Regions from separate parts of the Homo sapiens genome. Here region 2 is linked to region 1. A link is a loop called in an ENCODE intact Hi-C map of the cell type or tissue named here. Cell type or tissue: mammary epithelial cell. All regions are shown on one strand. Links, peaks and the distances in the headings refer to the core of each region. The heading gives the core; the rest is flanking DNA. Region 1 overlaps EFHC2 (EF-hand domain containing 2). Region 2 has its middle 9.4 kb from the start of EFHC2.

Region 1 (2,812 bases), core at 199-2,698:
CTGAGCCATTCATGAGGGATCTGCCTCCATGATCCAAATCCCTCCCACCAGGCCCCACCTCCAACGCTGGGGATTACCTTTCAATGTGAGATTTGGAGGGGACAAACATGTGAACTGTATCAGAGCTTTATATAGTAAGTGGGCAAAATAAATTTATACTCCAAATTCTTATTAGGTGGAATATTGGCTTTGATTTCTATCAGATAACTTATTTTTTTTATACCTAGAGACTCAGCAGAGAAAAGCCTCATTGTCATCTCTCTTGTCCAATGGGTAGAATTTATTAATTCTTTCACTTCACTTGCAGCCTTTTACAGTTCTAGCTTTATGCATAGGTTTAATGTGTAGGAGTTCCCAATTGCTACTCTCCTGGACTGGAGGTCTTGTCGTTTGTGCCCTGGTGAGTGTTAAAAAATCTAAGCTCTTACCTGCTAAAGGGTTTGATCCCACTTCCTCCCCACCCCAACTACCTCTCATCCTGCTGCCACCTATTAGCTTGTTCATCTTCCTCTCTGGCTGTCAGCTACCTCTTCGCGTTGGTACCTGGGGACATTTCTCTCTGTTTTCACAAGCTCAGCCAGGAGTGTGAGTTTTAATTGCTGCCTAGTCTACCATTTTGCCATGCACAATCTCTCTCCCATGCCATAAGACTCTCTAAAATTACACTGGGGAAAATACTGACTAGACACGTTATTATTAGGGAATGTCACTTTATTATTAATACCTATGCTAAACTGGATTTGGCTGTGATCGTATAGGCCTAGTTAAAATCAGTTCCACTATTTAAAAATCTTAATCACGCTTAGGCTTCTCTCTTTCTATTTTTGAAGCACATCCATTCTTATAACCTTGAATTTTATGGGACGCTAGAAAAAATTATTGGCATTTTAGAATAAATAAATCATATAATGTTGTGCCAAAACAGATAGAGTGTTTCTTATGTTTCTAAAGAGTGGAAAAAGGACCAACTCTTTTTCTGGGGTTTTATATATACATATATATTTATATTGTGTTTATTTTATTTCTTTTTCCATGATTATATTCTTGTGGAAATGAGGAAATCATTAACAGTGAAACTACTGTTTCATCCAAAATACAGTGTTCTAATGGTCTGTTTTCTAAATGAAGCTTCTATGAATAAAAGCAAGGCCGCTATATAGCCATTTAGTTGCTAACAAATGACCTGGTTAGTGCCACCCATGATTTCTTCTTTAATTAGATTGCAAATTTTGTGTTTAAAAATGGGAGCAGTAAGTAAATGCTAATTTGTAGTTCCTCAGAGGGAGAATTGTGATGTAAAAATTAGGATATAAAATGAGAGGATACCGCAGGGCAGGAGGGTAATGGCACTTGGGCCACCATAGGGCAGGCCCTGCCAGGCTGCTTTTCATTCAAGTAAATTTTGCAACTCAAAGTACTGGGTATGGAAGGCGTGCCACATAGTACAGTGTTTAATCATGTAAGTTTATTCTTTCTTCATTCAATAAACATATATTGTGCATGTGCTCTGTATTGGGTCCCATGGTGGATGACAGAGGCTCAGAGGTGAATGAGCTGCCTTTTGGGAGTGCCAGCCTCATCTGTGGCCTTGGACTGCTGGTTCTGTGCTGCCAATCTGGGTCACTCTCTTCCCACACCATTTTGGAGGGGTCTCTCCTTTGCTGTCCAGTTTCTTCTGCCTGCTCCTGAAGACATGAACTAAATTATATTTCTTCTCTTAAGATGTTCCTTACCACTGCAGCTCAGAGTAATCCTTGCCTCTTTGAACTCATTTTATTTATGGCTGGTGCTACCCAGCATATCTTTTTATTCCCACATGCATGTTAGTTGGAGAATAGATGGATGAATGAATGAATGAATGAATGAATGAACGAACAAAGGTGGTGCCTTTTGTTTGGATTCAATTTTCACTCACTTAATAGGATCATATTGACAGGGCATTCCTAGACTTATTTTGACCTTTCTTGAAGGATGATTCATTCTACCACTTACTAATAATTATCATAAAAGCTAACATTTATATGCTTGCTGCTTACCATGTGACAAATGTTGCACTAAATGCTTTCTACATATTAACTCATTTACTCCTCACAGCAATCCTACAAAGTGGGCACTATTATTATTCCCATTTTGCAGATGAGGAAACTAAGAAGCAGAGAGGTTAAGGAATGTACCCAGAATTACATATTAAGTTGCAGAGCTGGGATTTGCATCAGGCAGTCTAGCAATTTCATCATGAGTTATGATTTAGAATCAAACTAGCTAAGGTTGACAATTCATTCTGCCTCTCTAATGCTTCAGGTTCATCATCTGTGAAATGAGAATCATTCAATGGCTTACTGGGGGCGTTAGATGAATTAACATATGCTAAACACTAAGCCAGCAAATATCCATGACATTAGTTCCATCCATTTCTTCTTACCACTGGCCACATGGAACTTACACTCTGGGTCTAGAAAGCATGTATGTGCCCCTGGATGGCTCAGCAGCTGTCTCCACCAACTTTGAGATCTTGGCTGTGATTAAAATCTTTTTCCTTGACTCTGCCTTTTCTGGAAGACTGTCTTTTGGAATGGGGGCAGTTGGGGTAGGATTAAAAAACACTTTCTGAGTAAATACCCCTTCAGTTCTTCTTCTCACTATTGTATGTATTTTTATATTTATCTATTTTGCCTTGTTTCAGAAATGGATTTAAGGTAAGCTAGAAAGATGTAGACAGTTCTGTAGGATAAAATGAATATGCAAATGCTAAAAATAAAAGAAAAAATATAAGTAAGAAAGAACAGGGGAGCCAGGAGTGGGGCTGGCATAC
Region 2 (2,812 bases), core at 240-2,739, 160 kb before region 1:
GTGGCTCACACCTGTAATCCCAGGCACTTTGGGAGGCTGAGGCGGGTGTGTCACCTGAGGCCAGGAGTTCGAGACCAGCCTGGGCAACAGAGCGAGACATCATCCCTATTAAAAATACAAAAATTAGCTGGATGTGGTGGTGCATGCCTGTAGTCCCAGCTACTTGGGAGGCTGAGGCATGAGAATCGCTTGGACCTGGGAGGTGGAGGTTGCAATGAGCTGAGATTGTGCCACTGCACTCCAGTCTGGGCTACAGAGCAAGACTCTGTCTCAAACCCCCTCCCCCAAACCCCACAATATTTAGTCTTCCAGTCCATGGAAAAGATGTTTTTCTATTTATTTAGGTCTTCTTTAATTTCTTTCAATGATGTTTTACAGTTTTTAGTTCAAGTCTTGTACTTCTTTTGTTAAATATATTCATCTGTATTTTATTCTTTTTGATGCTATTGTAATTGCAATAGTTTTCTTGTTTCATTTTTGAATTGTTTGTTAGTACATAGACATACAATTGAGTTTTGAATATTGATGTATTCTACAACTTTACTAAATGTGTTATTTTCAATTGTTTGTGTGTAAATTCCTTAAGATTTTCTATATACAAGACTATGTCTTCTGTGAATAGAGATTACTTTTTCATTTCTGATCTGGATGCCTTTTATTTTGTTTTAGCTTAATTGCCTTGGCTAAAACCTCCAGTACAAGTTGAACTGAAGTGGTGAGAAGGAACATCTTACTCTTGTTCCTGACCTTAGGGTATAAGCATGCAGTATTTCACTATTAAGTGTGGTGTTAGTTGTGAGTTTTCATAAACTGCTTTTATCAGATTGAGGAAATTCCTTCTATTCCTGGTTTGTTGAGTGTTTTTATTGAAAAATGACATTGTATTTTGTCTAGTACTTTTTCTGTGCCTATTGAGATAATCATATGGTTTTTGTCCTTTATTCTGTTAATATGGTACCTTACATTGATTGATTTTCAGATGCTAAACGGACTTTGCATTCTTGGAATAAATCCCACTTGGTCATGGTTTATAATCCTTTTTATAGGTTGCTGGATTTGGTTTGCCAGTATTTTTTTGAGGATTTCTGTGTCTCTATTCATAAAAGATGTTGGTCTATAGTTTTCTTTTCTTGTAATATCTTTGTCTGGTTTTGGTGTCAGGGTAACACTGGCCTCATAGAATGAGTTAGGAAGTGTTCCCTTCTCTTCTATTTTCTAAAGCATTTGTAAAGGATTGGTGCTAATTCTTCTTTAAGCGCTCAGGATGAGGACTTGACATGTGGATATAACCAAGGAAGCACAAAATAATGAAGAAGAGTGCTAGCTTTCAGGAGCTGAGAGGAATGGGGCAGTGATATTTCTGAAGATATCAAGAGAAGGGAGAATTGACAGACAAGGCTTCGCTGGAGGAGAAAAGGAAGTTTGTGCAGAAATACCATCAAAGGCACTCCTTCCTGCTGCCAAGGGCTCTTGCATCTTGTAGAAAGGCTCCAGATTACAAGATGACCTCATTCCGCAGAAGAAATTCTCCAACCGGGCAAATATTTCCTTGCTCTTAGGCCAGTTTGAGCTTGCTTAGAAGTGTTAGTTCTGTTGGCCTCCCCTGCGCTTTCTTCATCCATGGGTGTGTAACACAGGCTCTTTGAACATCAAGAACAGTGCTTCCCAGTGCTGGTCTTGACATGTCCCAAGGTGTCTTCGGTTATTTCAGGGGGTGTCTTGTAATTCCCAGAATTAGTTTACTTTAAATTTATTTTAAAAAGAGCTATATACCATTTCAGATGTTCCTTTGTGGTAGACGTGTCATGAGAGGCAGTATGGGAAGATATGTGTCACAGAAGGGAAACGAAGCAAGATATTACAACTTATAAAAGACTGAGAATCTCAGATCTCGGGTGTTTGGAAGTGTTCACTCTGTCCTAATCACTGATTTGTCCCAGTGTTTGGAAGAGGTTCTGGCACATCAGAGTAGAAGTTCAATAAATATTTGTTAAATGAGAAACTATGGAATCAATTATTCTAAAACTCTGTGTGTGTGTATGGGAGAGCAGACATTATGTGGCGAGTATCTAAATAGGTACAAAATGATAAAGATATCATTGTCCCCAAAGGAAGTGGCAAGTATGAACATGCAGGTAGTAGATGGATGTGTATGGTAGCCTTAGGTCCTAGACTTTTCCAACAGCCCTAATTTAAGATATTTTCCTTTATTACTCCTTAAGAAAATAATTCTTATCAGAACTGCTTTTTGCTTTGTAAAATATCCTCACTGTGAAAGGCAGAGGCCTTCTCTGTGTAGATTGTGGCTGTGATGGAGCAGTGGTCAGCATATGTGAGCTGTGGCATATTAAAGAGAACACTCCACTTGGAATCAGAAGGTGCCAGTCCCACCTTGATGAGTTGCCACATAGGTGGGATCACCATAAACATTTATAAACACATAAGGAAACAATCCACCATGAAGGAGAGTCAGCCAACACAGGAAGCAGGGTAAGTGGCACCCCATGAACATAAGAGATCAGAATTGTTGGTTAAGGACTCTGCTAAGTATGCTTAAAATGATTAAAGAAATAAAATTAGCAAGGGAAATTATAAGAGTAAGACTCTATTTAAAAGAAAGAACATATAGATTTAAAAAGAACAAATGAGATTTAGAGAAATAAAATTAAATTTATTGAAATTAACATTTTAATGTATCAGCTATGTTCACTTTAAAAGGAGTTTAATATTACTTGGTAAAATTGAAGATGTGTGTACCCTATCTCTTAAAAATGTTGTAAGTACAAAGGCAAACACTAGAACAAAAATACAA

The links. A loop is a pair of places that touch in the nucleus more often than their neighbours do. Peaks named below come from ENCODE experiments on the same cell type or tissue, not always from the same donor. Only the 100,000 strongest peaks of a DNase experiment are listed, where the experiment ranks them.
Region 2: a loop joins it to region 1, with 6 times the contacts of the local background. A loop is called at or near these places in 2 of 110 quality-filtered maps.

What each region holds. Positions count from the first base shown.
Region 1 is chrX:44,196,349-44,199,160 of GRCh38, reverse strand. All of the region lies in intron 11 of EFHC2 (EF-hand domain containing 2), which reads left to right. Among named protein-coding and RNA genes, the nearest start is that of EFHC2, 150 kb to the left of the region's middle. In mammary epithelial cell, for the core only: no CTCF peak of the experiment used is centred there; no DNase peak of the experiment used is centred there.
Region 2 is chrX:44,351,707-44,354,518 of GRCh38, reverse strand. No RefSeq gene overlaps it. Among named protein-coding and RNA genes, the nearest start is that of EFHC2, 9.4 kb to the right of the region's middle. In mammary epithelial cell, for the core only: no CTCF peak of the experiment used is centred there; a DNase peak (open chromatin) is centred at 1,588; H3K27ac peaks cover 934 bases.